3 separate regions of the Homo sapiens genome follow, and all the other regions are linked to region 1. A link is a loop called in an ENCODE intact Hi-C map of the cell type or tissue named here. Cell type or tissue: HCT116. All regions are shown on one strand. Each heading gives the region's core, and the rest is flanking DNA. Links, peaks and the distances in the headings are about the cores only.

Region 1 (10,609 bases), core at 8,104-10,603:
TCTTTGTGATTAATAAGTCATCTGTGGAGTGATACTTTGAGGTCACATGACTATTCCTTGATAATCTTTTACTTAAAATTTTTAGCATCCATTTGATGATCTTTGCGTTATTATATTGCTGGTTGCAAAATGGTGATTTTCTTTTTTGTTGTTGTTTTTGAGATGGAGTTTCACTCTTGTCGCCCAGGGTGGAGTGCAGTGGCGTGATCTCCTCTCACTGCAACCTCTGCCTCCTGAGTTCAAGCAATTCTCCTGCCTCAGCTTCCACAGTAGCTGGGATTAGAGGCATGTGCCACCACACCCGGCTAGTTTTTGTATTTTTAGTAGAGACGGTGTCACCATGTTGGCCAGGCTGGTCTCAAACTCCTGACCTCAGGTGATCCACCCGCCTTGGCCTCCCAAAGTGCTGAGATTACAGGCGTGAGCCACCGTGCCCAGCTGCAAAATGGTGATTTTCTTTCTTTTTTTTTTGAGACGGAGTCTCGGTCTGTTGCTCAGGTTGGAGTGCAGTGGGGGGACCTTGGCTCACTACAAGCTCCACCTTCCACGTTCACGCCATTCTCCTGCCTCAGCCTCCCAAGTAGCTGGGACGACAGGCACCCGCCACTACACCCAGCTAATTTTTTGTATTTTTAGTAGAGACGGGGTTTCACCATGTTAACCAAGATGGTCTCAATCTCCTGACCTTGTGATCCACCCGCCTCGGCCTCCCAAAGTGCTGGGATTACAGGTGTGAGCCACCACGCCCAGCCAAAATGGTGATTTTCTAATGCAGTCATCTTTTCTAAATGATTAATACCATTCTTCATTAAAGAATAGCCCTTTCAGCCGGGTACGGTGGCTCGCGCTTGTAATCCCAGCACTTTGGGAGGCCAAGGTGGGCGGATCACGAAGTCAGGAGTTCAAGACCAGCCTGGCCAACACAGTGAAACTCTGTCTCTACTGAAAATACAAAAATTAGCTGGGCGTGGTGGTGGGTGCCTGTAATCCCAGCTACTCGGGAGGCTGAGGCAGGAGAATCACTTGAACCCGGGAGGCGGGGGTTGCAGTGAGCCAAGATTGTGCCACTGCACTCCAGCCTGGGCAACAGAGCTAGACTCCACCTCAAAAAAAAAAGAAGAGCTCTCCCTCCCCCACCCCATATATATATATATATATATATACACCACTGTTGACTAATGGAAATTTTAAAAATTCAATATATTATTAGTCGGCCAGGCATGGTGGCTTACTCCTGTAATCCCAGCACTTTAGGAGGCCAAGGTAGGTGGATCACTTGAGGTCGGGAGTTTGAGACCAGCCTGTCCAACATGGTAAAACCCTGTCTCTACTAAAAATAATAATAATACAAAAATTAGCTGGGTGTGGTGGCACGTGCCTGTAGTCCTAGCTACTTGGGAGGCTGAGGCAGAAGAATCGCTTGAACTCGGGAGGTGGAGATTGCAGTGAGCCAAGGTTGTGCCACTGCACTCCAGCCTGGGCAACAGAGAAAGACTCCATCTCAGAAAAAAGAAAAATATATATATATATATGGATGTGTATGTATTTATTATCAGTCCATTAATTCCAGTTTTTACATTTTATTTTGTGTTTTTGATGCTCAATTGTCCCAAATTTGGGCACTCTAGCATCAAACAAAAGTCCAGCATCTTTTTGACATGTCCCAATTTGTCTTCAACCATTTCCTTGCTTTCTGGCACAGCCAGATGTTCTTTAGGCTCACCTTATGCTCACCTTAGACTTGGGATTTCTCTAAGGAACCCTGATTCATTTTAGTAGGGAATGGTACTTAGAAACCAAGATCTGGGCCATAAGCGTATTCACTGTTTATGGGTATCATTGCTTCTGTTCAGTGGATAGAGCTAGGAAGTGTGTGTGTGTGTGTGTGTGTGTGTGTGTGTTAGTTCTTTTAAGTCAGGAGTTCATACTTAAACTCCAATTCAAATCTGACACCACAAGGATATTCCATTTTTTATATTCCCATATTCCATTTTGTATCTCCTTTCTTATACAGTGAATAACCTGGTTTCCAACAACATCAGTATATTTACTTATTTGCTATATCATATGTTACACACAAAAATAGTTTCACATTCACATTAGTATAACAAACAGTCTAGAAAGTTCAAGATTTCTTTGAAGTCCTTTTTGTCCTTAGAATATATACCACTAAGGATAGTGTTTTTTTGCTTTTTAAAATTATTTTTAATTTACATTTTTGAGTATGCAAAAACAGTAACATGGCTGAGAACTCAAAAACTATATAGAAAGGTATACATTTCCTTTCCTTCTGCTCTCTTCCCACCTACTCCCTATAGGTAACCATGATCATTGGTTTCTGATGTATCCTTCCCATGTTTCTCTTTGCAAAAATAAATTATTAATATATTATCTTCTTTTGTATATGAAAGAAGTATACTATGTATATTCTTGCATCTTGCTTTTATTCCATTTTTTATTTTATTTTATTATTTTATTTTATTTTATTGCTGTTGTTGAGACAGAGTCTCACTCTGTCACCCAAGCTGGAGTGCAATGGTGTGATCATGGCTCACTGCAACCTCCATCTCCTGCATTCAAGTGATCCTTCCTCCTCAGCCTCCTGAGTAGGTAGGACTACAGGTGTGTGCCACCACGCCCAGATAATTTTTGTATTTTTTGCAGAGGCAGGGTCTTGCCATGTTTCCCAGACTGGTCTCAATTTCTGGGCTCAAGTGATCCACCTGCCTTGGCCTCCAGTGCTGAGACTACAGGTGTGAGCCATAGCACCCAGACATTCCATTTTTTAAATCTAAGACACTGACTTCTTGTATGTCCACCAATATGGATGCTAGTATACAACAATGAATTAAACAATAATGACAAATATGATATGGCCAGGCACAGTGGCTCACACCTGTAACCCCAGCACTTTGAGAGGCTGAGGCAGGCAGATCACTTGAACTCAGGAATTTGAGACCACCCTGGGCAACATAGTGAGACCTGTCTCTACTAAAAAAATTTTTTTTAATTAACTGGTTGTGGTGATGCATGACTGTAGTCCCAGCTACCAGGGAGGCTGAAGTGAGAGGATAACTTGATCCCGGGAGAGCAAGGCTGCAGTGAGCCAAGATCACACCACTGCACTCCCACTGGGTGACAGAGTAAGACTGTCTCAAAGAAAAAAAAAAAGATATGCTACCTTAGAGTGAATTGTTTCACTTTTTTAAAAAACTAACTTTGGTCATTAGGTATTTTAAGGGTCATAAACTTTAAAAGCTAATTCTTCTCTATAATTTATGGCCTTATATGCCTTAGTTGGCAAAATACAAAATACACCTACAGCACACTAAATTCTCTGGGGAACAAATTCTGCACACTCTAGGCACTGAGAAAACATACATAGTGTAATGGAAATAAGCCTGGATTAGAGCCAGGATAGTCTTCTGGGAGATACTTGCAGTCTGAAGTCACTTTAACTTCTCAACATGAGGAGTTTTTTAGATCATCAGAGAGCACAAATTTGGGCTCTGAATACTCAAGAAAGGGCAATGTATAGTTATGCATTTGGAGAGGGGGGATTTTTCTCCCTCCAAAGAGCACCAAGACTGAGAAAGACAGTTCCTTTTTTCATCTTTTAGAGGTGAGGTTTTGGGGTTTTGTTTTTCTAGCCTAGCCTGTTCTTACATAGTGTGTAGTCCTCTGTTCAAGGGACTCCTGTCAGCCTCCTCTCCTTGGCTGGGCCCCAGCCTTTGTCTTCTAGCCCCAGAGTCCCTTGTACCCTCAAAATGGAAGTTTAAGGTCATCAAACATGATTGAGGAGCTGTCTCAGGCAGTCAACTTCAACTATTACTGACTTCTTGCCTTCCTGCTTGTACTTAATTTTTGGCCTGTGAGGATTTTGCTTTCTTGCCAGCTCAGAGATATAGTAAGTTGAATCTACCTTTGGTTAGGGTACTTCAGGAAGTAGGTTAGTCACACTTCAGGAAATGGAAACTTTGGTAATTAACAAACAGAATAGTAGTATTGGTTTGATGGCCATTACTGTCTCAGATCTTTTATAGTTCTTTATTATATTTTATGGTTTATTGTTCTTTATACAGTACTTTGCCATTCTTTGAGGTTCAATTCAAATCACACTTCCTCCACTGAAGCTTTCCTTGATTACCTGAGTCAACATTAATCTCCTCTGTTTAGAAATATTATACCACTGTTTGTCCTTATTAACCAACAGATAACACTTCTAACCAATCCTTTCTGGTTTTAGTGATAAACACATATTTAAACCCTGCTTAATGATCTGTTTCAGAAGTTTTAGTAAACTAATTTGTTTAAAATGTGCGTTTATCGGTCGGGTGCAGTAGCTCATGCCTGTAATCTCAGCACTTTGGGAGGCTGAGGCGGGCGATCACCTGAGGTCAGGAGTTCGAGACCAGCCTGACCAACATGGAGAAACCCTGTCTCTACTAAAAATACAAAATTAGCCAGGCGTGGTGGCACATGCCTGTAATCTCAGCTACTCGGGAGGCTGAGGCAAGAGAATCGCTTGAACTTGGGAGGCAGACGTTGTGGTGAGCCGAGATCGCGCCATTGCACTCCAGCCTGGGCAACAAAAGCGAAACTCCATCTCAAAAAAAAAAAAAGTGCTTTTATAGTAGCAATTTATTCATGATCACTATTCAGCCTTGTCACTTTAAGTTTGTTAATTATAACTTTAGTACTTTTCAGTTGTATGTACAATCTGTCATAGACTGATACTGATTGCATAGAAGTTGAACTCAACTTCTGGTATCATCTCATCTCTTTTTTGTGTATATACACACCTACTTGTATAGTCCATCCACATTCTCATTTTCTTCTGGGGAGGGGAATAACAAATCCTAGCTTGAGAAAGTTGGTTTATAAATTTTTTTCTTTCATAAAAGTAATATAACTATTTTCTATTTTTCTTTTTTATTACTTTTTATTTTGCTACACCTACTGGAGTGGAATATAACTACTTACTAGTACTAAATAGCAACAAAAGTAATATAGCAAATTTACTGAAAATTAGAAACCAGAAAACTTATAATATCATTATTAGCATTTTGGTAATCTTTTTCCACTTCTGATGTGTTTTCATGCTTGTTATGATACTCTTTTTTCATTTAACATTACTCCTAAACATTTTCTTAGGTAAACTGTGATTTTGTATTTGAATAAAAGTAAAAAAAGTAATTTGTAAATTCAAGGAGTACAAGGAAGCAAATATTAAGTGTCCCTCTCCCCTCAGTCATGACCAGGACCTTCTCCCCTTAGATTTTGTGTGTGTGTGTGTGTGTGTGTGTGTCTGTGTCTGTCTGTAACACAAATAGCATATCTTTACACAGCTAGGATCTTGCTCTACATTTTTTTATACACCTGCTTTTTTTTTCACTTAATGTGTCCTGCCACTAGTCCTTAAACTAGACCTACCTATCAGTTATCAATATTCTGTTATCCCTTATTCTATTAATAACTAGTCTCTTACTGATGATGTAGCTGTCATTTTCAATTACTGCATATTACTCAATTGAATGGATATATTTGTAAAGGTATTATACTATGATCTGCCTCTTAGAAAGTTTCTGAAGTATTTAGTACCATTTTTGCTATATTATAAATTCCATATTTGATTAAATTACATTATGTAATTCTTGATATTTGCAAGTTATATGTTTCCCACCTGGTTTCAAAGGAGAAAGAGGTTGTAACTTAAATTTTGTGTTAAGTAATTATACGAGAAACGTAATAATAGGCACCAACAAATACATATTTGGCTGCCTTATTACAGCCAGGTTAGATTGAGGGTCAACCTTTTTGGTTTGGTTTGGGGTGTGTGTGTGTGTGTGTGTGTGTGTGTGTGTGTGTGTGTTTGGTTATGTGTATGCATGCACATCTGTGTATGCTTTCATCTGAGTTCTCCTTTTTAAATGTTAATGTCATTTATTTTACCATTTCAGTTGAGTCGCCACCATATCCAGAGTCTTGGGCCATTTTCTAAACGAAATGTGAAAGAAGGATAAGCTATTTCCAGAATTTGCATCTAGGTTGGAAATATAAGAAATGTACAGAATTGTGAATTACAGTCATGTGCTGCATAATGATGTTTTGGTCAACAACAAACTGCATGTATGACAGTGGTCCCATAAGACAACAATGGAGCATATATAGAAGCCTGATGCATAAGCACTTAATATTTGTATTGCAGATCAAGTAGGGGAAGTGATTGATATCAGTAATAGTGCTGGTACATTTAGCTTTCCATATTTAAAAAAGGAAAAAAATATATATACATATATATCATCTAGGTTCATATAAGTATACTCTATGATGCTCACACAATGATGAAGTCGACCAACACCACATTTCTCAGAACGTATCCTCATTGTTAAGAAATCCATGACTGTACTCATATAAAGCCAAATTCTGTCATGAGCCCAATACTATATTGGGTTGAACCATATAAGGTTGCTGACATTCAGCCATTTTGACCTATAAAAAAAGGCAATTTCCTACATAATTCAACCTAATCTGTGTTTTATTTTATTTTTTTGGAGACAGGATCTTGCTCTGTCATCCAGGCTAGAGTGCAGTGGGGCGATCATGGCTCACTGCAACCTCCGCCTACTGGGTTCAAGCAATTCTCATGCCTCAGCCTCCCAGGTAGCTGGGACTACAGGTGCACACCACCACATCTGTCTAAATTTTTATATTTTTAGTAGAGACAGCGTTTTGCCATGATGGCCAGGCTGCTCTCAAACTCCTGACCTGAAGTGATCCACCCACCTTGGCCTCCCAAAGTGCTGGGATTACAGGAGTAAGCCACAGAGCTTGGCCTCTAATCTGTATTTTAAATTCAAAGAAGCATTGTAGAGAGAAATATGAGCTGGACTATAAACATCTTTTTTAATAGGTGGAGAAGGCATCGTAAAAGAAGGCCTAGAGTCTAGGATTAGCATGGCATCTAGAGAAGATTATGAAGAAGTAGTGGATAACTTTAGGCCAGGTGTGGCGGCTCATATCTGTAACCCTAACACTTTGAGAGGCTGAGGCAGGCGGATCACCTGAGGCCAGGAGTTTGAGGCCAGCCTGGCCAACATGGTGAAACCATGTCTCTATTAAAAATAGAAATATTAGCTGGGCATGGTGGTTCCTGCCTGTAATCCCAGTTACTCGGGAGTCTGAGGCACAAGAATCACTTGAACCTGGGAGGCAGAGGTTGCAGTGAGCCAAGATGGCACAGAGTCTGTCTCAAAAAAAAAAAAAAAAAAGTAGTGGATAACTAAATTAAGCTGAACATGAGTTGTAGTAGGAGACAATAGAATAGAAAGGGCTGAATTATTTTGGGACTGAGTGCCAAGTGGAGGTATTTTAAACTTTTTAACTTTTATACTTTAAGCCACTAGTCCTTAAACTTTGGTATGTAGCAAAACTGCTGGGTTTAATAAAACAGATTACTCAGCTCTACTGCCAGAGTTTCTGATTCAGTATGTCCAGGTGAGACCCAATAATGTTAACACATTTCTAGATGATAGTGATGCTTATGCTGCTATTGGGAGGACTGCCTTGAGAACCATTGTTTTAGGCCATGGGAGATTTACTAGAGATATTTGAGCATAGAAAGCACTCAGTGAAATTGCTTTAGGAATATTATGTGGGATTGTGTGGAGCAGATTGGAAGAGAGAGTGATGAGAGTCAGCATGTCTACTTTATGAACACATTACATAAATTAATCCATGAGGCCATCCCAAGTTATCCCACACAGTGTTATCACTGTTTTGACTTCTCTTAGCTCTGTCACCTGACTTAATCTGTTTTATTCCCTCTGTGTCCATGTTGAATATGAAGAACCTGTCTGTTTTCAACAACTTAGTCTCCCTTTTTTTGCCCTCTTTGTCTCCTTTCCCAAGTTTTAAAGACCATGATGATGAGGTTTTCAGAGCTGTTGTCTTTGGGCATTTTATCTATGTTTATTCTTTTGTTTCTATTTTGGCAGTTTCCTTTCTCCAAATAAATGAAGATTTTTTAATATATTTTTTATTTCAGAATGGGAAACTAAAGCCCAAGCATGTACTCCAGTGGAGGATATGTCTAAACTCACAAAGGAAGAAACCCATACCATCAAATTAGAAGACTCATATGACTACGATGATAGACTAGAGAGGCGAGGAAAAGGTGGCTTCTGGAAAATTCACACTGATGAAAGAGGTTTCAGTTTGAAGTCAGTCCTTTCACAAGAATATGATCCTACAGAAGAATGTCTTAGTAAATATGATATATATAGAAATAATTTTGAAAAGCATTCAAACCTAATTGTACAGTTTGATACCCAATTAGATAATAAAACTTCTGTGTATAATGAAGGCAGGGCAACCTTCAATCATGTCTCATATGGTATTGTACATAGGAAAATACTTCCTGGAGAGAAGCCTTACAAGTGTAATGTGTGTGGGAAAAAATTTAGGAAATACCCATCCCTCCTGAAACACCAAAGTACCCATGCCAAAGAGAAATCGTATGAATGTGAAGAATGTGGGAAAGAGTTTAGGCATATCTCATCCCTTATTGCACATCAGAGAATGCACACTGGAGAAAAACCATATGAATGCCACCAGTGTGGTAAAGCCTTCAGCCAGCGTGCACACCTTACTATACATCAGAGAATTCATACTGGAGAGAAACCCTATAAGTGTGATGACTGTGGGAAAGACTTCAGTCAGCGTGCACACCTTACCATCCATCAAAGGACACATACTGGAGAGAAACCATATAAATGCTTGGAATGTGGTAAAACCTTCAGTCATAGTTCATCACTGATTAATCATCAGAGAGTTCATACTGGAGAAAAACCTTATATATGCAATGAATGTGGGAAGACTTTCAGTCAGAGTACACACCTTCTTCAGCATCAAAAAATACATACTGGGAAGAAACCATATAAATGCAATGAATGTTGGAAAGTGTTTAGTCAGAGTACTTACCTTATTCGACATCAGAGAATTCATTCTGGAGAGAAGTGTTATAAATGTAATGAATGTGGAAAAGCCTTTGCTCATTCCTCAACCCTTATTCAACATCAAACCACTCACACTGGAGAGAAATCCTATATATGTAATATATGTGGGAAAGCCTTCAGCCAGAGTGCAAATCTTACTCAACATCATAGAACACATACTGGAGAGAAACCATATAAATGCAGTGTGTGTGGGAAAGCATTCAGCCAGAGTGTGCACCTTACTCAACATCAGAGGATTCATAATGGAGAAAAACCCTTTAAATGCAATATATGTGGGAAAGCATATAGACAAGGCGCAAATCTTACTCAGCATCAAAGGATTCATACTGGAGAAAAACCCTATAAATGTAATGAATGTGGGAAAGCTTTCATTTATTCCTCATCACTTAATCAACATCAGAGAACTCATACTGGAGAGAGACCCTATAAATGTAATGAATGTGATAAGGATTTTAGCCAGAGAACATGCCTTATTCAACACCAGAGAATTCACACAGGAGAGAAACCCTATGCATGTCGTATATGTGGTAAAACCTTCACCCAGAGTACAAACCTTATTCAGCATCAACGTGTTCATACAGGTGCCAAACATCGTAATTAATGGATAAGGGAAACTTCAATTCGGTTTTACAACTTTGTTTCAATTTTGTTTTGTGCATTCTATGTGTCAGAACATTCAGAAGAAGTCTGAAGAAGTGCAATATGTTAGATACTCAGCAGAAGTATCAGAAGTAGTGGTATGGATATAACCTATTTAGATTTAATGTGAAATTTAAGAAGGAAACTTGACTTCTTAACCTTAATTTGATATGATTTTAATTCATTACAGAAAGAAACCCTGTGAAGGGTATTCAAAAACATAACTCATCAACTCTCTATTTCAAGTACACTTATCCTTTGGTATACTCGGGGGATTGGTTCCAGGACCACCCATGTATACGAAAATCTACCCATACTCAAGTTGCACGGTCAGCCTGGTGGAACCTGTGTATATGAAAAGCCCTACATCTATGCAGGTTTCCCATCCCTGAATAATGTGCTTTCAAACTCTGTTCAGTTGAAAAAAAAAATTCCAGTATAAATGGATCTGTACAGTTCAAATGTGTTGTTCAAGGGTCAACTGTACATCCTAATGAGGCCTTATGAGTGTAACTTAGGAAGGTGTCCATCAAATAGAGATTTCACACTAGAGAGTGATCTTAAAATTACAGAAAAGAGTAAGCTGCTTTCAGGCCTTTTATTCCCAGCTTTGAAGCCTTAAAATATGTAAAGGACTCCCTTCCCTGTTTTACTTCCCCTTCTCCTGTTATGCCATAACTGCCATATGGAGCCAGTAGGTTTGAAAAAAAAACAGTTGGAAGTATCTTAAAGATTTCTATGTGACCACTGGTTACACCTTCCCTCAGATATGGAAATATTAAAGAGAAGCTTAATGAAAGATATGTTATGATAGAAACTAATGTGTATATAACATTAGATGTGTAGAGATTTAGTTAAACAGGCAAAAATTAAATGCCTCAAGCTTAAATGAATTTTCAATACACATTAGCCTTGATTTCACTAGGTTTTGACATTCAAGGTCATCCTGAAGG
Region 2 (10,609 bases), core at 3,008-5,507, 53 kb before region 1:
TTGGGAAACACATCAAGCGTTCTTTTGAGCTGTAAACTACAGCTGCTGCCAAGGAGCCAGCCAGCAAGCAGAGGAGTCACCATCCCGACAGGGGTATTTGATCCTGATGATTAGAAGGAAGTAGGGCGATTAACACACAGTGTTAATCACAGTGGGGGAAGGGAGAAATATGTTTGGCACCCAGGTAATGCACTTTAATACTGGAAAGCTCCCTGTACTACCTTGCCCCATTTTCATAGTAAATAGATAAGTGCAGTAGCCATAGCCTGAGAGGCACATGGTGACCAGGGGCTCAGGGATGAATGTCTGGATCATGCCACTGGGAAGCCACCAAGACCAGCAGAGGTGCCAGTGGAGGTTGAGGGGCACCTGGAATGGACAGCAGAGGACAGCAGCAATCACTGTCAACTGCAGGGTTAAGACCAACTGCAGTGGGGACGGTGGCTGCAGTCCATCCCTTGGCCTCTTACAAGTTTCTTCCTGGAAAAAGAGACCCACCAGGATCCTAGAGTTGTTTCTCCTAAAACTTATATGAAGAAGTGAATCCAAGTGGTGGAAGGTGTGGCCTGCAGTGGCTGTCAGGTGGTGCCACCCACGACCCCCTTTCAGAACTGAGGAATTTGTTCTCCAGCTGCTGGGAGTATGGCTTGCAGACAGCCCTCAGCTGAAGGGCATCCCGTCGCCCTGGAACACACGTCGTTCCTGGGACAGCCACAGCCAATGACTAGTTGACATAGGGGCAAAGTTCTGGCCCTTCCACTCAAAGTTGGGGTAATTTTGAAGGGCTGTCTCAGTTCTGCAGCTCTTCCTGGGGTCAACTGGCACCCTTACTGAGACTGCATAGCAGCCTAACTTCTCCCTCTACCCAATCCCACTTTCTTCTCTTCTATTCTGCAGGTTGTGATATGAAAGCCTCCATACAAATCTCCATCTCACAACTTTCTGGGGAACCCAACCTGAGTGTCCTTCCCCACCTGTCATACCTCGAAAATATAGACTTTATTTATGGAACCAAGAGCTAAAATTGCTTCTAATTTTTCACTATTATAAATACAATTTCGATAACCCTGCAGGAAAGTCTTTGCAAACAACCTTAATTGTTTCCATGGGATCATAAAAAAATGGAATTTCTTAGGCAAAGTAACACATATTGATAAGGCTTTTTAATTCACATGCCCAAAGCCTTCTGAAAAGCTTTGCACACTCAGCAGCTGCATGTGGGAGTGCGTCCTGCTCCTGCATCTGTTGCCTGCCTTGGGCAATCACATCCTTACAATTTTGACATTGCCTTCTCTGTATTTGAGAATTTTTGCATCCCATAGAAATCAGAGAAGGAGGCCTATTCTTTCCATATAAAATCCCTAGAAGAAAATGAGCTTTTACCTCATAATAACTGAGGTAAGCAGGATTCAAAACTTTCAAACTCTGTCATCCCATCTGCACCAGGAGTTTCTCCTAATCTTTTCACAGGAGCAGTGAACTACTCTGTCCCTTATGGCCATATTATCGCCAGGAAAATCCTGATGCTCCAATTCCCCAGGCTGTGGGAGTCCCAGGACAATCCAGGTCTATCTGGAAATGTGAGCGGAGGATCAGCGTAGCAGGATCACTATTCTTTTCCTATGGTGAGAAACACCTTCTGGGCAGATTCTGGACTCATGTTTTCTGAGGGAAAAGCTGCTATCTCCCTCCTGGTAGCTTTTCTGTGTGGCCAGTGCTCGGAGCGTTACAAGTCAGAGGGAAAGAAGTTAGAGTATAAATCAGGCTGAAGCTGGATCCAGCCCACAGACTTGTGGTCCTTGATGCCTTCCACACTCTCTGGGAACTCTGTGTCCACTGCAGATATGTGACCAGTAAAACCGGAGTAGCACAGAGAAAAGTGGTGAGAAAATGCCCTGCCTGGGGCTAGCTCTGTCCAATTTCCCAAGAGCTTGCTCCTGGAAATTCTGCAGGATATCTTGGAATTCTCATGGTTCTTAAACTCCTCTACGATGAATGGTGACAGTGAGATCACCACTTTCACATCCATAGGAGCCTTGCAGAGAAGAAAAACTCCTTCATGGGCCAAAGGAATCTAATCCTAGCAGGATTTCAGACACGGGGATTTGGGGTGTGAGAAAGTCTTGGAGAACTGGAGAGATACTCTCGAAACCTCTCAGATTTCCTTCCTGGGCCACCACCTACTACACCTCTGGATGAGATTGACTTGTTCAATAAGGTCAGCATGGATGGCATGTTCTGTTGAAGCTACAAGACTGGAAACAGCAAAGAGGCTCAGTCATTCCCAAGACAGCCTCAGTAGCCTCTCCCTGCTAATATAGCATAACAAGATGACAAGGACATTTAATATTGGGAGGCAGAGACCACTTGACTGGCAGAATCTCAGCAGATGTAACTGGTGACATGATTTTCCCTACATCACAGGAATTCGGTAATGACCCAGATCCAACCTGACTCAGAGTTATAAAGATTTTATAAGACTCCAAATACATTTCCCATGCCTTCTCACAATTTCACTCCACCAATACCATAACAAACTACAGTCACATAATGCTGCACATTCTTTCCCTTCCCATCTCGATTAACCCTTGTTGGCAGGAGTGCTGATTCCAAGGCGATAAATAGGCTTTTTCAGCTCACAGAGGCTACTAGGACTCTATGAGCTGGTACAAAAGCAACAGAGGATCCCCAGGGTGCATGTGTCTGATCCCTTAAGACTCTCCATTAACACCCTTGGAATGCACTCAGTGGAAGAGACTGGCTCAGTACCTTCCCTGCTCCCTGGAACTGGATTCGAACCAGGCCCTGGACTCAGCCAGGTGTTCTCTTTAGGGACAAAGGTCAATCTTCTGGCACTCCCTTCTTGACCAGCACCACAATGGCCACTCTGCAGCTTCCACACAGCATATGGCAAAGCGCAAAATGACCTGGGCACAAACTGGGCCTCATTCATGTCTTGACAAGGCAGAGGCGTGAGAATATCAGGTGGGTGGGAGGGTGGGGAGTGTTACCAAGCACAGCTTCAGACAAAACTTCTCCTTTCTTCTGGCATGGCCTGAGTCTGGGCCTGGGGACTTCCTCCACTGGAGCTTTTCAAACCCAAGCTTTGCTCCACCAGTCTATCCCTTCCTGGGGTGTATATAAAACCCATGGGATTTCAGTGCCGCTTCTAAATATTTTATTTATTGACTAAAAACAGGAGATTCCTGTTTGTAAACAGCCAGATGAGACATAATTATTTTAATAGTCAAAATGAGAGGAAAAAAACTTTAATGATTAAAACCAAGGCCTTGATTGAATAAACTATTAGAATCCATAGAATGGCCATCAAGCCATTATCAATTATGCTATGGAAGAATATTTAATTATCCATGTATAATGGTAAGTGAAAAAACATTAACAAAAGTATGAAAAATGTTATTCTGTTAAAAGTGCATTTGGGAACCTACCTGTTTCCAGTTTGGGGGTCATTATTAATTAAGCTTCCATGAATATTTGTGTACAGGATGTCCTAGCCAGAGCAATTAAGCAAGAGAAAGAAATAAAAGACATCCAAAGAGGAAAAGAAAAAGTTATATTCTCTCTGTGAAGGACATGAAAACACTATAAACTCCACCAAAAAACTATTAGAACTCATAAACAAAATAAATTCAGTAAAGTTGCAAGATACAAAATCACCATTTGAAAATCAGTAGTGTTTTTATACACTAACAACTATCTGAAAAAGAAATCAAGAAAACAATCCTATTGACAATAGCTACAAAAAAGGAGTAAATTTAACCAAGGATCTGTACACTGAAAACTATCAAACATTGATGGAAGAAATTGAAGAAGACACAAATAAATGCAAAGATATACTGTGTTCATGGATTATAAGAATTAATATTGTTAAAATGTCCATACTACCAACACAATCTACAGATTCAGCGCAATTCCTATCAAAATTTCTATGTCATTTTTCACAGAAATGGAAAAAAAAACTCCTGAAATTCATATGGAACTACAAAACACCCTGAATAGCCAAAGCCATCTTGAGCAAAAAGAACAAATCTAGAGGCATCACATTGCCTGGTTTAAAAATCTACAGAGCTATAGTAATAAAAACAGCATGGTACTGGCATAAAAACATACAGACTCATGGAACAGAATAGACTGCCCAGAAATAAGTCCACATATTTACAGTGAAGTGATTTTCAACAAAGGTGCCAAGAACACACAATGAGGAAAAAGCAGTATCTTCTGTGAATTGTGCTGGAGAAACTGGATATCCACATGAAGAAGAATAAAATTGGACCTTTATCTTACAACATACACAAAAATCAACTCAAAATGGACTGAAGACTTAAACATAAGACCCAAAACCATAAAATTCCTAGAAAAAAACATTGGGGAAAAGCTTCATGACATTGTTCCAGACATTGATTTTTTGTGTATGACTCTGGAAGCACAAGCAAGAAGAACAAAAATAAACCAGTGAATTATATTATGCTAAAAAGTTTCTGCATAGCCAAGAAAATAATCAACAGAGTGAAGAGACAACCTATATATAAAGACCGTGAACAACTCAATAGTTAGAAAATAAACAACTTGATCAAAAAACGAGGAAAGGAATTGATTACACATTTCTCAAAAGTCTACAAATGACTAACATATGAAAAAATGTTCAACATCACTAATCATCAGAGAAATGTAAATTTAAATCACAATGAGATGTTATCTTACACCTGTTGGAATAGCTATTATCAAAAAGACAAAAGATAAGTGTTGGCTGGGATGTGGAGAAAGGGGAATCCTTGTACGCCATTGGTGGGAGTGTAAATTAGTACAACCATTATGGAAAACAGTATAGAGTTTCCTCAAAAAATTAAAAGTAGAACTACCATATGATCCAACAACCTCACTTCTGGGTATATACCCAAAGGAAATGACATCTCTACTTCCTAAAGATATCTGCTCTTCCATGTTCATTGTAGCATTTTCCACATTAGCCAAGATATGGAAACAATCAAAGCTTTATCCATCAATGGATGAATGGATAAAGCAAATGTGGTATATATACATGATAGAGTAATATTCAGCCTTTAAAAAGAATGAAATGCTGTTGTCTGAAACAACGTGGATGAACCTGGAGGGCACTATGTTAAGTGAAATAAGCCAGGCACAGAAAGACAAATATCACATGGTACCACATGATCTCACTTATATGTGGAATCTGAAAAAGTTGAACTTATATTACCAGAGACTGGGTGTGGGAGAGTTGGGGAGATATTGGTCAAAGGGTACAAATTTCAATTAGGAGGAATACGTTTAGGTGTATTGTACATCATAGTGACTATAGTTAATATGTTGTATGTTTGAAAATTGCTAAGAGATTTTAAGTGTTATCACCACACACAAAAAATATAAGTATGTAGGCCAGGCGTGGTGGCTCACACCTTTAATCCCAGCACTTTGGGAGGCCAAGGTGGGCAGATCACCTAAAGTCGGGAGTTCAAGAGCAGCCTGACCAATATGAGGAAACCCCATCTCTACTAAAAATACAAAAATTAGCCGGGAGTGGTGGCATGCACCTGTAATCCCAGCTACTTGGGAGGCTGAGACAGGAGAATCGCTTGAACCCAGGAGGCAGAGGTTGCAGTGAGCCGAGATCGCGCCATTGCACTCCAGCCTGGGCAACAAGAGCGAAACTCTGTCTCAAAAAAAAAAAAAAGGTGAGATGATGCATATGTTAATTAGCTTGATTTAGTCATTCCACAGTGTATACTTATATCAAAATATCATGTTGTATACCATAAACATATATAACTTTTACCTGTCGATTATAAATTAATGTCAGTTCAAAACTAATTTCATTACATTAATTAATGAAATAATAAGTTATAAATTAATTATTCAATGGACACGAATAAACATTTTTCAAAGAGGATACACAGATAAATGGTCAATAAGCACATGAAAAGATCCTCAACATTCTTAGTCATTAGGGAAATTCAAATCAAAACCACAATGAGAAACCACTTTACACTCATTAGAGTGGCTATTATTTTTAAAAGAAAACAGAAAATTTTGTTCTTTTTATGGCTGAGTTGTATTCCATGGTGTATATATACCATGTATTCTTTATCTACTCACTGGCCGATGGGCACTTAGGTTGGTTCCCTATCTTTGCAATTGTGAATTTTGCTGCAATAAACATACACGTGTAGGTGTCTTTTTGATATAATGACTTCTTTTCCTTTGGGCAGATACCCAGTAGTGGGATTGTGGGATCAAATGGTAGATCTACTTTTAGTTCTTTAAAAAATCTCCATACTGTTTTCCATAGAGGTTGTACTAATTTACATTCCCACTGGCAACGTATAAGCGTTCTCTTTTCACTACATTTAGGCCTACATCTGTTGTTTTTGACTTTTTAATTATGGCCATTCTTGCAGAAGTAAGGTGCTAACTGACGTAGTTGCTTTTTTAAATAATATAGTGATTCCTCAAAAAAATTTAACCTAGAAATATGACATGAAATAGCAATTCCACTTCTGAGTATATAATCAATAGAACTGAAAGCAGGGATTTGAACAGATATTTGTACACCAGTGTTTATAGCAGCATTATCATAACAGCCAAAAGGTGGAAGCAATCCAAGTGTCCATCAATGGATAAATGAATAAACAAAATGTGTTATATACATACAATGAAATATTATTTGGCTTTAAAAAGGAAGGAAATTCTGACATGTGCTACAACATGAATTAACCTTGAAGACATCATGCTAAGTAAAATAAGCCAGTCACAAAAGGGCAAATATTGTATGATTCCACTTATAAGAAGTTTCTAGGCTACTGAAGTTCATAGGCAGGAAGTATAATGGTTGTTTCCAGAGACTGTAAGTAGGGAGGAATGAGATGTTATTTTTAATGGTAGAGTTTTGGTTGAGGAAGATTAAAAAATTCTGGAGATGGATGATGTTGATGGTTGCACAACCATGTAAATATACTTAATGCCACAAAACTTTACACTTAAAAATTATTAAGGGCGGGGCATGGTGGCTCCATAGTTTACATGATGGTTCATTCTTAGTGTTGTACATTCTATGGGTTTGAATAAATGTGTAACATGTATTCACCAATATAGTATCTCACAGAGTAGTTCCACAGCCCTAAAAACCCCTGTGCTGTCCTTGTTCATCTCTCCCTCCCCCAACCCCTAGCTACCACTGATCTTTTTACTGTCTCCATAATTTTGCCTTCTCCAGAATGTCCCGTAGTTGGAGTCATACCGTATGTAGCTTTTTTTCCATTGGCTCCTATAACTTACTAATAGGCATTTAGGGTCTCTCCATGTGTTTCCATGTCTTTGTAATAACTCATTTCTTCTTAGTACTGAATACCATGCCATCATTTCTTTCAGCATCTCCTCCTGAATTGAGTCCCTCAATTCACAAAAACAAAAGAAGGAAAATCTTTCAAAAACCCTCTCTAACCCCATACATGATCTGTGTGCGCTCAGCACAACACACCTTGCTTCCGTCTCCCACCCCCCAGAGGCAGAAGCTGGAGCTCACAGAGAAGTGCCTTGTCGCTGGGCACACACTTCTGTCCAGCCCAGCACCGGATCATTGCACTTCACCGCCCTTCCCCTAGTTGCCTCTAAATGGGGCACACTGCTGAGTCTCAGTGCTCCCTTGGCCTTCCCTCTCAGTCCCCTCCCCCAAGTCCAGGAACACCCTCACCTTGACCTTGACCACCAGGGATGCAGTGTGGAAGCACTTGGATCCCAAGCAGGGAGCCACAGAGGCTGGGCTCACGGCTGAACTTGCTCTGGTCCAGGCAGGCGCTGCCTCCAGAGCACCTGGATGATGGTTTCAACAAGGTCGGCGTGATTCTTCCATGGAGACAGAGAGAGGCAGTCAGCCAGAGAGATGGAAGACTCTCAATCGGCCGCCATACCCCAGAGGCTCAAAGAGGAGATGGGACAGTTACCAAGTCCCCAGAGCAACTCAGGTCCTCAGCTCGCTACCACACTCCTCCATTCTCCACGATGCTCAGCAAGGATCAGGCGCTGCTGAGTGCTCTTTTGGAAAGGTCTGAACTGCTCTGATTGCCCTGGGACTTGCCAAAGATGGGTCCAGGCCCTCAGAAACTGGAGGTCAGGAGAAGGCACCTATAATTGGAGAACCGAGACTCCTCCCTTGACTGGCCTCATAACAAGGGCAGCAGAAGACCAACTTCCAATGAGAAGAACCCGGAACCCGGGGCTGGGAGCAGAACCTAGGGTGGGAGGACTTGAGGACGCCCATGGGATCGCACTGCCCACCCTTCCCCAGCTGGGCCCTCAGGAAGTGCCTTACAAAGAGGTGATTCAGCATCTCATGGTGGTAGTCATTGCATAGTTGTGCCAAGCTGTTGGTGGCAAAGATGTAAAGCCGTGGGCGTGGAGCAGGCCTGGCAAGATCAGGAAGCCAAAGCACAACCGCAGGGGGCTGGCAGAAGAGGTTTCCCCAAAGCCCAGGGTGATAACATTCCTGCCAAATCCAATGAACAGCAGCCTGCGGTCCTCGTATGACCCCTGTGAGCCAGAAGAAACCGAAACCCCCAGACGCCTGGTGGTGAACATGACGCTGGGTGGAGCGCAGAGCAAGGCTGCCCCCCTGCAACACACCTGGTGGGCCCTGTCCTGCTTCCTGCACTCTTTGTGAGTCCACACAAGCAGAAAGGCCAACTGAGAGGAGAGGGGCAGCCCAGGGCACAAATTCTACTGTAGAGGGGAAAGCCTGCAGCACGGATGGTGGACACTCCCTTTTGGGAGGGGACAGCACTCCTTGGATGTAGGAAGAGTCTCTCCCACAGTCAGGCACTTTGGGAAAGGGCGGGGGCAGGCCTGCAAGGGTTTTACACAGAATTAGTTCACCAGAATCCTCCAACCCCGCCTGGGAGGTCAGAGGTCAAGGCTCTCCCCAACACAGTCAGGATCAAGTGGATCCCAAGTCGAGTCCCTGATAACAGTAGTGACTTCCTCCACTCTGCCACCACCCTCACCCCAGGTGGATGAGTTACTGCACAGCATGACAACACAGATAACCCCATAAAAGGGGCTCCTCCTCAAAATGTTCCTTTCTTGAAAAGTACTGATCTGCACGTTTTTATGAATCAATAAATGCACTTGCTTTGCACCAAGGGGCTTTAAGACTTCCCTGGATGTTAAGAAAAGAACCTACTGAGATGGTGATCTGATGGTTCCTGAGATCTACATGCTTGATATTCAGAAACCCAGCGACGGTTGTGATCTTCAGCCTTTATTTATGAGCTCATCTTGCAGTGACCTGCTGGCAAAGGGGGAAAACCCTGTGTTGCCCTAAAATCAGTTTCCAGGCAACAAGAACCTGCCCTCTTGATGAAGCGGGGTCAGTCAGCCCAGCCCCAGGGCTGTCTCCAACTCAGAGTCCCACCCCTTTTATCTTTTATCCTCTGTCCCTTTGGACTCTGTTCAAATGTGTGCCTGGGTTCCCCTAGCCACACACGCTGGCCCATGATGTCAGAGCATTCTGGGTGCTTAGTAGTTCGGCTGTCTTAGTCTGTTTTCTGTTGCTTGTAACAGAATACCTGAAGCTGGGTAATTTATAAACAAAAGGCTTTTGTTTCTTACAATTATGGAGTCTGAAAAGTCCAAGGCCAAGGGGCTGCTGATGGGGACTTCTTGCTGGTGGGGACTCTGCAGCATCCTGATACAGCACAGGGCATCATGTGGCAAGGGGGCTGATGGTGCCAGCTCAGGTCTCTCTTCCTCCTCAGAAAGTCACTAATGCCGCTCCCATGATAACCCATTAATCCATTCACCCACTAATCCCTTAATTCACGAGCAGAGCCCTCGTGACCCAAATCACCTCTCAACACTGCCACATTAGGGATTAAATTTCAACATGAGTGTTAAGTCTCTTGAAGGTGCTGAAACCTCATGGGGGAAACCCCTGATGGGTTTGATACTGGTTTAATGCCTGCCAAGATGCCTGGCCTAAATACCCATGGCTGCAGAGGGGAGGAGCCCAGGTCCCTCTTTAGAAAACTGGGGAGGGCCAAGCGCGGTGGCTCACACCTGTAATCCCAGCACTTTGGGAGGCTGAGGCGGGTGGATCATGAGGTCAGGAGTTCAAGACCAGCCTGGCCAACTTGGTGAAACCCCGTCTCTACTAAAAATACAAAAAAATTAGCCGGATGGGCACCTGTAATCCCAGCTACTCGGGAGGCTGAGGCAGAAAATTGCTTGAACCCCAGAGGCGGAGGTTGCAGTGAGCCAAGATCATGGCACTCCAGCCTGGGTGACAGAGCGAGACTCTGTCTCAAAAAAAAAGAAAGAAAGCAAGCTAGGGAGAAGCCTGGATGTGCGGCTGGGTCACCCTCCCAGTCTGTCTGTGTTGCTAAAAAGGAATGCCTGAAGAAGGTAATTTATAAAGAAAAGAGGCTTATTTGGCCCATGGCTCTGCAGGCTTTCCAAGGACCACGGAGCCAGCATCTGCTTCCGGTGAGGGCCTCAGGCTGCTTCCACTCATGGCGGAAGGAGACGGGGAGCCGGCACCACATGGCTAGGGAGGAGGTGCCAGGCTTTTTCCAACAGTAAG
Region 3 (10,609 bases), core at 4,593-7,092, 95 kb before region 1:
CCCAGCCCCGCGCCTTGCAGGCCCTGAGGAGGGCATACCCGAAGTGGGTAGAGGAGAGCAGTTAGGGAAAGAAGGCGAGGTTGGCAGGAGCATATCCGCTCTGGCTTCTGAACTGGCAGGGATGGAACTAGGTTCCACATCGGGGGACCTGCGCTACTCAGTAACCGAGGCAGCTTTTCCTGAAATGTCACATTTCAAATACTGTAATCACCTTTTAATCACTTGTCACTCCCTGACATGACAATGGTATTATTGCATTGGTTGGGAAATGCTGGACTGGTACATGGCGCTGAGATTCTCAGCAAAAACATGGACCCTTCATTATTTCTAAATAACTGCACTGGCCAAGGAAGCAAAACAAGTAAAGTTTCTCCTTAAGTCTCTGGATACGTTTGCAATAGTTGGAAAGACAGAGCTTGTAAATAGGGAAATTATAACTGGGGAATAGTGGCCTAGATATCTTCTGCATAATGACAAAGGGGACAGTAGAAACATATAAGGTGGCTACTGTCATGTACTAATAGCTGATTCGTTGTGCTCAAGTGACTTGCCTGTGGTCACAGTTTTACGGTAGCCAAAGCAGGGTTAGAACCTGGGGATGTGGCCAGCCACTCTGGGATTTTATTCCTATTCCACACTCCTATGTATAGGTAGATACTTCTTCTTGTCTGCTTGGAGAGTACAGAAAAGCAGAAAGAAGGGTAAACATCACAGCCCCAGGTCTCAGAGGTCTCAGTAGAGTTTTGGGTTACTCAGTCTTTTTTTCTATGCATTACATTTGCACAATTGAGATCAAGCTGAATATATTAAATGTTAAATATTGTTTATTCTAATTATAAAATAAAACAAGGGATTTATTGTAGTTTGGTTGTTAAACATATGTTACGAGCATAATCTACATAATCTACATAAAGTATTGCCAAAGAGTTTATTAATATTTACAAATATTTTAAAAATGATGACTCAGCTCACTCTTGATAAATGTTAAAGATGCAGAAAACCATTACTCTAGACCTTCGGAATTGAAAATGCCTTATGTTGCTCTTTGTAGGTCTGCTTTAGTGTTCGGGGGTTGCGGGATGGGGCAATATTCTTGGCTCATTTTTTTTCTTTGCAACCTTGTAAAACTTGGGGGTCAGTGTATGGGCTTGGGAGGGAGAGTCAGTTTTCAAGCTCTCTGAAGTAATATGCAACATCATATATGCATGTGCATTATTTTGTGGACAAGGTCAGATTCTCAGATGGGTCCGTACCCCCCCAAAAATTAAGATTTACTGGTATGCATAGATTGTGTAGTGGTGAGATCAGGGCTTTCAGGGTATCTGTCCCTAGAATAACGTACATTATACCCATTAAGTAATTCCTTATTCTCCACCCCCCTCCCACTCCTTCACCCTTCAGAATCCCTATTGTGTAACAGGCAATATTTCTTAAAATATTACACTAAAACTAAAACATTATATAATTTAACATTATATAATTAACATGTTAACATTATATTAAACTAAATATTTCTTAAGGTGTACTTGTTCAAGCTGTATATTTCTGTGCCTCACATCTAGAGATCCTGATTTTGATCTTGGATGGGGCCAAATAATTTCCTTTTTAATAAGCATATCCAGTGAGTTTTTTGCATTCTCAGATTTGAGACCCCTCTAGTTATACATGTGGCGTTTTCATTAGAAAACAGGAGAGGAGTCATAATTTTCATTAGATTTGCAAAAGGCTCTATGACAGAAAAATCTAGAGAAACACTGGCATAAGGCAAAACCACTTACTGGTTACCTTGAGGCTTCAATACAGGAATCCCCTCAGACTATTCTTTCTTTACCTCTTTTATCTCCACACTGTACCGCTTTCCTCCCTCAACTTCTCATTGTTTCTCTTCCACCAAAACCTTTTCATTGTGCCTAGGAAAGCCCCAGTGTCATGAAACAGGTCACTCTACATTTTTAAGATACTCACTTTTTTTTTTTTTTTTTGAGATGGAGTCTCGCTGTGTCGCCCAGGCAGGAGTGCAGTGACACAATCTCTGCTCACTGCAACCTCCACCTCCCAAGTTCAAGCAATTCTAGTGCCTCAGCCTCCCGAGTAGCTGGGACTACAGGCGTGCACCACCACACCTGGCTGATCATTTTGTATTTTTTAGTAGAGTCAGGGTTTCACCGTGTCAGCCAGGCTGGTCTCAAACTCCTGACCTCAGGTGCTCTGCCCGCCTCGGCCTCCCAAAGTGCTGGGATTACAGGTATGAGCCACCATGCCCAGCCAAGATATTTACATATTTTCTTGATTTAACTAACCCTGGTCTCCTCCTTGAGTTAATACATTAATCTGACAGTATATGTTTCAGTATACCCATATCTAGTTAATTTTTATATCTCTAATATTCTTTGCATTCTTGATAACCTTGCTTTATATATTCTTGTTTTTCAGAGAATAATGGTTAAGTACTTCAAGTATCTTTTCAGATGAGCTTCTGATTGTTAGACACTGTAAGGTTAGATTAAGTTCTGCTATGTTTATTGAGCAAAGCTACTGAACGTTATGAGAAGCAAGGTGCACATTCAGGGAAGGAGCAGATTCCACATGTTTAAGCATAACAAAGGCCCTACTTGCAGGACCATATAATTGCTTATAACACTTTTTGTACAAAAACTTAATACTTATTATGTCACTGCCCTCATGAATAAAGATTCATGAGGCTAGTATTACCATCCTAGAAGAATTTATATTGACAATCTGTACTGTTTGATATCCTACATCAGGCACTCCTGGTTCTTGAACCAAACTCAGCCTCAGCAAGGCCATACATATCATTAGCCAAAGGTAGAAAAGCAGGGCCCAAGCATCCCTGGAAAAGATCTCTGCCACCCTGTTGCTCCATAGGATAAAACTTTTATTAGGTATATACTTTTTTTTCAATATAAAAAGACTATAGCTTAATGCTTTGTGCACTGAATTTCATGTCTCTTCTATTATTATTATTATTATTATTATTATACCTGCTTCCTTTTTGTTTAAGTTTGCCTGATATAGAAAGGATAAAGATCTATTTGAATATCAGATTCGGAGGGGTAAATCAAGATTTCCAATATCATTTAAATTTTGAAGTCGTAGTGTTCTCTTTACATGAAACAGATCTCTGAAAATGTTAGGAAATAGACTCTTCGTGGGAAAGGCAAGAAAAGGAGATTCTTAGAATATTTAATTGTTAGATGAGTAAGTGATTGTGGCAAAGAAAGACTGAAGTATTTTTTTTCGTACTTCACACAGCATGTTGATTCAGTGGAAAAGGTATGGGCTTTGGAATTAGATTGATTTGGGGTCATGTATCTGCATGGCCTTGGGTACTTTAATTTTTTTAGGTTCAGTTTCCTCATCTATGGAATGGGAATATTATTCCTACTAGGTTGATGTGAAAATAAAATGAGAAAGTATTTTAAAACCTCCTTGTACAATGGCTAGCCTGTTAGTTGTGACTATAGTTAACAGTGCTAAAATCTTGAGCTCTGCCGGAGCAAGGGTCTTTGTCCCTCACTGATCTTAAGGGTTACTCTTGTGCTTCCTTAGGGAGGTCATGCTCACTTGTATGTCAGGATTCCAACTTGGTGAGTCTGAAATTCCCCAGGCAGGATTGGTTTCCATGGCTTATTTCTCTTCCTTAGGTATGTCTTTGCAAGACTCCACTCTTTCCAGAGAGGGGAAACCAGAGGGAGAGATTATGGCTGCTGTGTTTTTCTCAGTTGGACGCCTGGTAAGTTGGGATTCCCTGTTTTTGACCTACTATCTTGGTTTGAGAGCATGTTTACTTTGCCTGAAGGCTTGCGACTTCTCTACTTCCCCCGACACCCCTTCTGGGAACTCAACTAAATAGACCCATGAAAATTGGGTTCACAGTAAGGGTAGTAAACTATGGGACGATTCACTATACTTACTTAACCAAATATCAGGACACATGATCTTTCAAAAAATATCTGAGCTGTCGTTAGTTATGACAGGCATCTTTAATTTTGATATTAAATTTGTATTGTTCCCAGGAAATTTTAGTTATTTGTGGGACAGCAAAATGGAATATTTTTCAATTGGAAAATTTTATATAGGAAATTATGGGGAAAATATATGTACACAAACACATACCCCAGCCCTGATTCACAGGAACCATTCCCCTTGTGCCACTCTCAGTGATCTCTTTTCTACTCATTAAGAAGTGATTAGATTTAATAGATTACATTGAGAGAATATGTTTAAGACAGTGCTTGGCTCTAGGGAATTTACAGTTTCATTGAGGTAAAATGTACAAAAGTAATAATTACATTATTTGGGTGAACAGTAGTTGCTTATCGGTATGATAAAGATGAGTGCTATGTAAAGAAAGAAATGGGATGATAGTGTGGGCTAAACTGGTCATAGAAAGTTCATAAGGATAGTTAGATTTAAGCTGGTACTGAATTACAAGTGAGATTTTAATTGTCATAAAGTATTTATGAAGATAGTTCAGGTGAGAAACGGGTTTAAGGGCAAGGCTTCAGAGGCAGAGAACAGTGGGTGAGCTTGTGATTCAAGTTGGAAAGTTGTGACAGATAGGGCTGGAAGTTAGATATTTAAGATGAATCTTTTAATGTTTCCCTGAAGACATTTAAATGTGTGTGTGTGTGTGTTTGAGTGTCCTTGGGATTATTATTAATGTGATAAAAGCTGTGTTTTAGCAGTGACTTTAAAATAGATTCAGAAGAAAGAGAATACCAACAAATATAATTTGTTATAGTAATGATCTGTAATAACCCGTGATTGTGGTCTTTTATTCTTTGTAGCCAGAATATGTAACATGTAAATAGTCCTTTAAAATACCCTTGAAAAGATAAATAAAACCAAAATGTTGCCCTTGATCACCAGGTATAACCATATTTGTCTAATCGTGTATCACGGGATCAACCCGTCTCTATCAGAGATAGAAGATTCACATCATCATTAATTTTCTGGAATCTGAATATTTGTGCATTTTTAGACAAGATGTTGTTGAGGGAGAGTTAGCATAACATTTTTTCATAGTGATCTTTATGTAGTTTTATTATCCATAATTTTTTTAAATGGCACAGCATCTGAAATGGATAACTACAACTAGAAGGTAAAGTAAAATTTCATTGCATTCATAAAATCAGGCCCTCATGGGCTGGGCGCAGTGGCTCATGCCTGCAATCCTAGCACTTTGGGAGGCTGAGGTGGGCAGATTATCTGAGCCCAGGAGTTCAAGACCAGCCTGGGCAACATGGTGAAACTCTGTCTCCACAAAAAAAAAAGAGTACAAAAAATTAGCCGGACATGGTGGTGTGTGCCTATAGTCCCAGCTACTCAGGAGGCTGAGACAGGAGAATCACTTGAACCTGGGAGGCAGAGGTTGCAGTGAGCCAAGATCGCCCCACTGCACTCCAGCCTGGGCAGCGACAGAGTAAGACTCTGTCTCAAAAAAAATAAAAAATAAAAATAAAAATAAATAAATAAATAAGGCCCTCATGGAGATACAGTTTCTAAGTTTTGGAAGAAAACAATGTTATGAGAGGTTGCTGAAATATTTCCTGAGTGACTGTTGAGCCACATCCCCCCACCAAACACTGTAATGATTTTTCAATTGTAGAAAACAGATAGTGTTAGTAGGTTTTGAGTGTTATTCTTGAGCAAGATAGATACTTTCTGAGAAATAGATTTCATCCCAATATGAAAAAGTAGAATTATGTAGTGTCTGAAGGCACTTTATTATAAGTTTATTTTTGTTTTGATAGGTTCTTTTTTAAAAGCAGTTATATCTTTTTCAATCTTACGTGTGTTTGTCATTGTCCCAAACAAAGTGAAAGATTATGATTGCATGTTACAATGGGACTTTGATTTCAGCCCTAAGTAAAACAGTAGGTGAGGTCATCCTGTATACACTGCATCCACAGTGGATTGGTGGTGCTTGTTGAGGCTCTGCTGTAAGTCATAGGCAGCCTATCACTGAATGATCTTATCCTGTATCCCATCAGAGCCCTGAAGTTACCCAGCCAGATGAAGATCTTCACCTTCAGGCAGAAGAAACACAATTGGTAAAGGTAATACCTACTGTTGTACATATAATGAATACAGAGAAAATGCCTATTTTACTGCCTCTGATTCTCAATGTTCCCAGTTAATTGCAAGTTCACAATGATTATTTGATTGGTGTGGTAGCCCCAGGGCTGGTGGCATCAATTTAACAGATTTCATTTCTCTCAGAGGTGGCAGCCGTAATCTAGCCAGATAGTCACATCGTGATTACTAATGGTAAAATATCCTATCATTACGTAGTCTGAAGCTTGTGCTGCATTGTAAGACCCAATACTGTGCCATTAAAAAATACCAAGAGTACATCAACATTGTGGAAATAGTGTTAAGATGAGTTTAAATTGGTTTAGATATTTTATTTCTTCAGGATTTCTTATATGTGAGTAGTGAATCCACTTCATTTTTCCAGAAAAAATAAAAATCAGAAATTTGTTGTGATAAGAAAAATTATCCAAAACTTAGAAATAAATAAAAGATAAATGTAGGCCATTTCAGAGTCATATTAGACCATTGTCTTAACAAGCCTGTCTAAGGGTTATCTGACATAGCAGGGGAGGGTTATGTTGTTTGACTTACCATTTACTATTAATTAATATTTAGATCCTAAAAGTTAGATATTAACTTGTAGAAGATTGAAACATTGCAATTATTTTTGCTAGGATAAAAGATAATCCCCAAAGTTATGGTATTACTGTCCTGTAGGACATTAACCAGGTTTGTATCCAATTTTGCAGTCTTATTCCAGCATTCTTTTTTCCACTATCTGTACATCGGTTTCTTGCATCTCCTTTAAACCTGTCTTGTCAAGCTTCTGATCCCTCATTAATGACTTATGTAAATCTTTGGCAAGTATTCACTATGCTTTTAGAAGAATTATGTTTTTAAGTTTTTTAAAATTATCCTTTGAAAGTTGGTTTTATTCCAGAGATGTTTTTTGTAAAATGTGGTTTTTACTTTTGCTTCTATGAGAAAATACATTCTGAGATTCAGTTTTATACATAGTATTTTTGAAATGATTTTTTAAATTCTTTTTAACATACGATAGCTTAGATTCTTAAAAACTTAGAGTAGAAATATTCATAGTTTTAGACTTTGAACCATAAACCTTAGAAAATGCCATACTTTTTGACATGGTGTACAATTCATATGGTTTATTTTTGTTCTGACAAAGGGAGTCCCTGGTAGAAGATTAATTCTGTCTGGCTCTTCCCTAAATTCTGCATCCTTTTTATTATACATACTAAACATAGCTTAGTTTAATTTTACTTTTAATAGAACCAGTGATTTGATAATAACTATCAATAAGTTATTAATTTAATTTAATTGGTTTTGTATTTGCTTGATTTTCTTATAACTATTGCTGACATTTTCTTTTTTTTTTTTTTTTTTTTGAGATGGAGTCTCGCTCTGTCACCCAGGCACAGTGGCACAATCTTGGCTCACTGCAACCTCTGCCTCCCGGGTACAAGCGATTCTCCTGCCTCAGCCTCCCGAGTAGCCGGGATTACAGGGACCTACTACCACGGGCGGCTAATTTTTGTATTTTCAGTATAGATGGGGTTTTACCATGTCAGTCAGACTGGTCTTGAACTCCTGACCTCAGGTGACCTGCCTGCCTCAGCCTCCCAAAATGCTGGGATTACAGGCATGAGCCACTGCGCCCGGCTGACATTTTCAATTAGTGTTTTGTTTTTTTTTTTTTTGTAGCGTAGTCCTTTAAAAGAAGAAATTTCAGTGCTAAATGTCTTTTATTTTACAGGTACATGTTTTTTAGTACAAACGTCTAACAAAGAAACTATAGAAGATTGATGAAGAACTCTTATTGCATGATTATTATAATCAGACCAAAAGGAACACATCAAGACAAAGAGTCTTGATATTTTCTGAGTATCATAGTGCCAGTATATATGTTGTAACTTTTGGTAAACAACTTAATTTACCAACAACAAACAACTAGATAAGCATAGCCTCAAGATGAAGAGGAGATAATAAGCCTTTAAAAGCCTCCCAGTAACCGGGACTAGGCACCCACCACCATGTCCGGCTAATTTTTGTATTTTTAGTGTACGGGGTTTCACCGTGTTGGCCAGACTGGTCTTCAACTCCTGAACTCAAGTGATCTGCCCACCTCAGCCTCCCAAAGTGCTGGGATTACAGGCATGAGCCATGGCACCCAGCTGGGTTATTATATAATCTTGACGAAGGAGGGAATTCTGATGAAATTTTAATGAGATCAGGGATGTGATAGGCTTACAGCAAAATAGGCTCTGTATAAAAGAGTCAATACCATGTCCAGACTGCATAATGGATCTGGAGTCCTATTTCCTTGGAAAATACAAAGTTAAATGTAAAATGACATATTCAGAAACCCCTCATGTGAAAGTCTGCATCTGGGTTGCAAATAACTGCTTCTCAGCATCAAAGTCACTTTCATTCTTTCTGATGTGATTTCAGACTACACAATTTCTGACAGTCTATGACTTTAAAAGATGAGGTGTCTAATGAGTAAGAAAGCAGTAGTTGCTCAAAACGGGTAATTATGACATTTTACAGCTGCAGAATGACTTTAGAAGAAATATTGTTTGCCGTTAACTTGTCAGTTGGTTTTATCTGTATCTCTATTCTAGCTTGAGGTGTGGAAGGGCAGAATTTTACTTTCTCAGTATAAGCTAATTTTTACTTTCTCGAACTCTATCAAAAAGAAACTTTTACATCAGTCTGGCTTAATGTTATTTGCCCAGTGTCTTTGAGGTAGAGAATATGAGGCTTATGATTTCTGGTTTCCATTGTATGCATCAGTGTATTATCTTAGAATCAACAATTTTTGGGTATTATATATTAGGTTTCCAATTTTATTTGTCTAAATTATGAATAGAGTTGGTCTGGGATGGTGAAATTTGAAATAAATGGGTACTCTTTTAGCTCCCTAGGAACTTTTTGCAATAAAAATAAAACTTTAGTTATAGTAATAGTTTCTTCAGTTTGACAAAGTTCAGTTTCTGAATAAAGGATACTTAAGTGAATTTACTTTCACAAGATCAAAATGCCCTCAACATTCTTAGAAGTTGTTTTAGTGTGTTTGTTGCCATATAAAGGCATACCCAAGAGTGGGTAATTTATAAAGAAAAGGGGTTTATTTGGCTCACAGTTCTGCAGTTTGTACAAGAAGCATACTGCCAGTATCTGCATCTTGTGAGGGCCTCAGGCTGCTTCCATTCACAGTGAAAAGGAAAGAGAGACAGTGTGTATAGAGACTACATAGCAAGAGAGGGAGAGGGGAGGGGCCATGCTCTTTTTAACAGCCAGCTTTCATGGGAACTACTAATAATAGAGGGAGAACTCACTCATTACCATGAGGATGGCACCAAGGCATTCATGAGGGATCCAGCCCCATGACACAAACACCTCCCATTAGGCCCCATCTCCAACATGGGGATCAGTTTTGAACATGAGGTTTTGGGGGAAGGCATCCAAACTGTCGCAGCAGTTTTATGTTTCAAAGTTAACTCACACTTCTACATTCTACAATCAATTTTTCATTCGTTCTTCACACAACACAAACCTTTGATTTTTTATGATTATTTATTTACCTGATTTTCCCCTGGGAGGGAAGAAAAAGATTGTCCTTCTGGCAGTATTTTTAATGACACTTTACTAAGATGTAATTAATATATCATAAAATTCATAAAGTATACATTTCAGTGGTTTTTAAATATATTCACAGAGTTTGTAACCATCACTGTATGGAATTACAGAACATTCCATCACCCTGAAAAAGAAACCCCATACCCACTAGCAGTACTCTCCATTCCCCCTCCTTACAGCCTCTGACAACCACTAATCTTTTCATCTGTATAGATTTGCCTATTCTGGACATTTCATATAAATGAAATGATATAATATGTTGTCCTTGGTGACTGCTTTCATTTTAGCATAATATTTTCAAGGTTTATGTGTGTTGTAGCATGTGTCAGTACTTTATTCCTTTTTATGGCCAAATAATATTCCAGTTGTATGGATATAGCTTATCCATATCACTTATCCGTTTGTCAGTTGATGAGTATTTGAGTTGTTTCCACTTTGGGGCAATTAATAATGATGCTAATACATTTGTGTATACGTTTTTGTGTGAGCATGTGTTTTCATTTCTCTTGGTATATACCTAGGGTTGGAATTTTGCTGGATCATATGATAATTCTATGTTAAACCATTTGGAGAACTGTCAGATTGTTTTACAAAGCAGCTGCCCCATATTACATTCCCACCAGCAACGTATGAGTGTTGCAGTTGCTCTACTTCTTCAACAACGCTTGATATTGTCTGGCTTTTTTGATTATACACATCTTATTGGGTGTGAAGTGGTAGCTTACTGTATCTTAGAGACTTTATTTCCCTAATTACTAAGAACTTCCAGCATCTTCTCTTGAGCATACTTATTGGCCACTTGTATATCTCCTTTGGAGAAATATCTATTCAAGTCCTTTGCCCATTTTTTATTGGGTTATTTGTCCTTTTATGTTTGACTTGTAAGGGT

Evidence for each region. Peaks named below come from ENCODE experiments on the same cell type or tissue, not always from the same donor. Only the 100,000 strongest peaks of a DNase experiment are listed, where the experiment ranks them.
Region 2: a loop joins it to region 1, with 2.0 times the contacts of the local background. A loop is called at or near these places in 1 of 110 quality-filtered maps.
Region 3: a loop joins it to region 1, with 3 times the contacts of the local background. A loop is called at or near these places in 1 of 110 quality-filtered maps.

The regions. Positions count from the first base shown.
Region 1 is chr17:16,550,865-16,561,473 of GRCh38, reverse strand. It overlaps ZNF287 (zinc finger protein 287), which reads left to right. Exons shown (of 6, transcript NM_020653.4): 6 at 8,048-10,609. The coding sequence ends at 9,618. Among named protein-coding and RNA genes, the nearest start is that of ZNF287, 13 kb to the left of the region's middle. In HCT116, for the core only: no CTCF peak of the experiment used is centred there; a DNase peak (open chromatin) is centred at 9,611.
Region 2 is chr17:16,598,580-16,609,188 of GRCh38, reverse strand. No RefSeq gene overlaps it. Among named protein-coding and RNA genes, the nearest start is that of ZNF287, 35 kb to the right of the region's middle. In HCT116, for the core only: no CTCF peak of the experiment used is centred there; no DNase peak of the experiment used is centred there.
Region 3 is chr17:16,642,803-16,653,411 of GRCh38, reverse strand. It overlaps ZNF624 (zinc finger protein 624), which reads left to right. Exons shown (of 6, transcript NM_020787.4): 2 at 3,666-3,754; 3 at 6,018-6,083. The coding sequence starts at 3,668. Among named protein-coding and RNA genes, the nearest start is that of ZNF624, 5.7 kb to the left of the region's middle. RefSeq lists an enhancer at 1-318. In HCT116, for the core only: no CTCF peak of the experiment used is centred there; no DNase peak of the experiment used is centred there.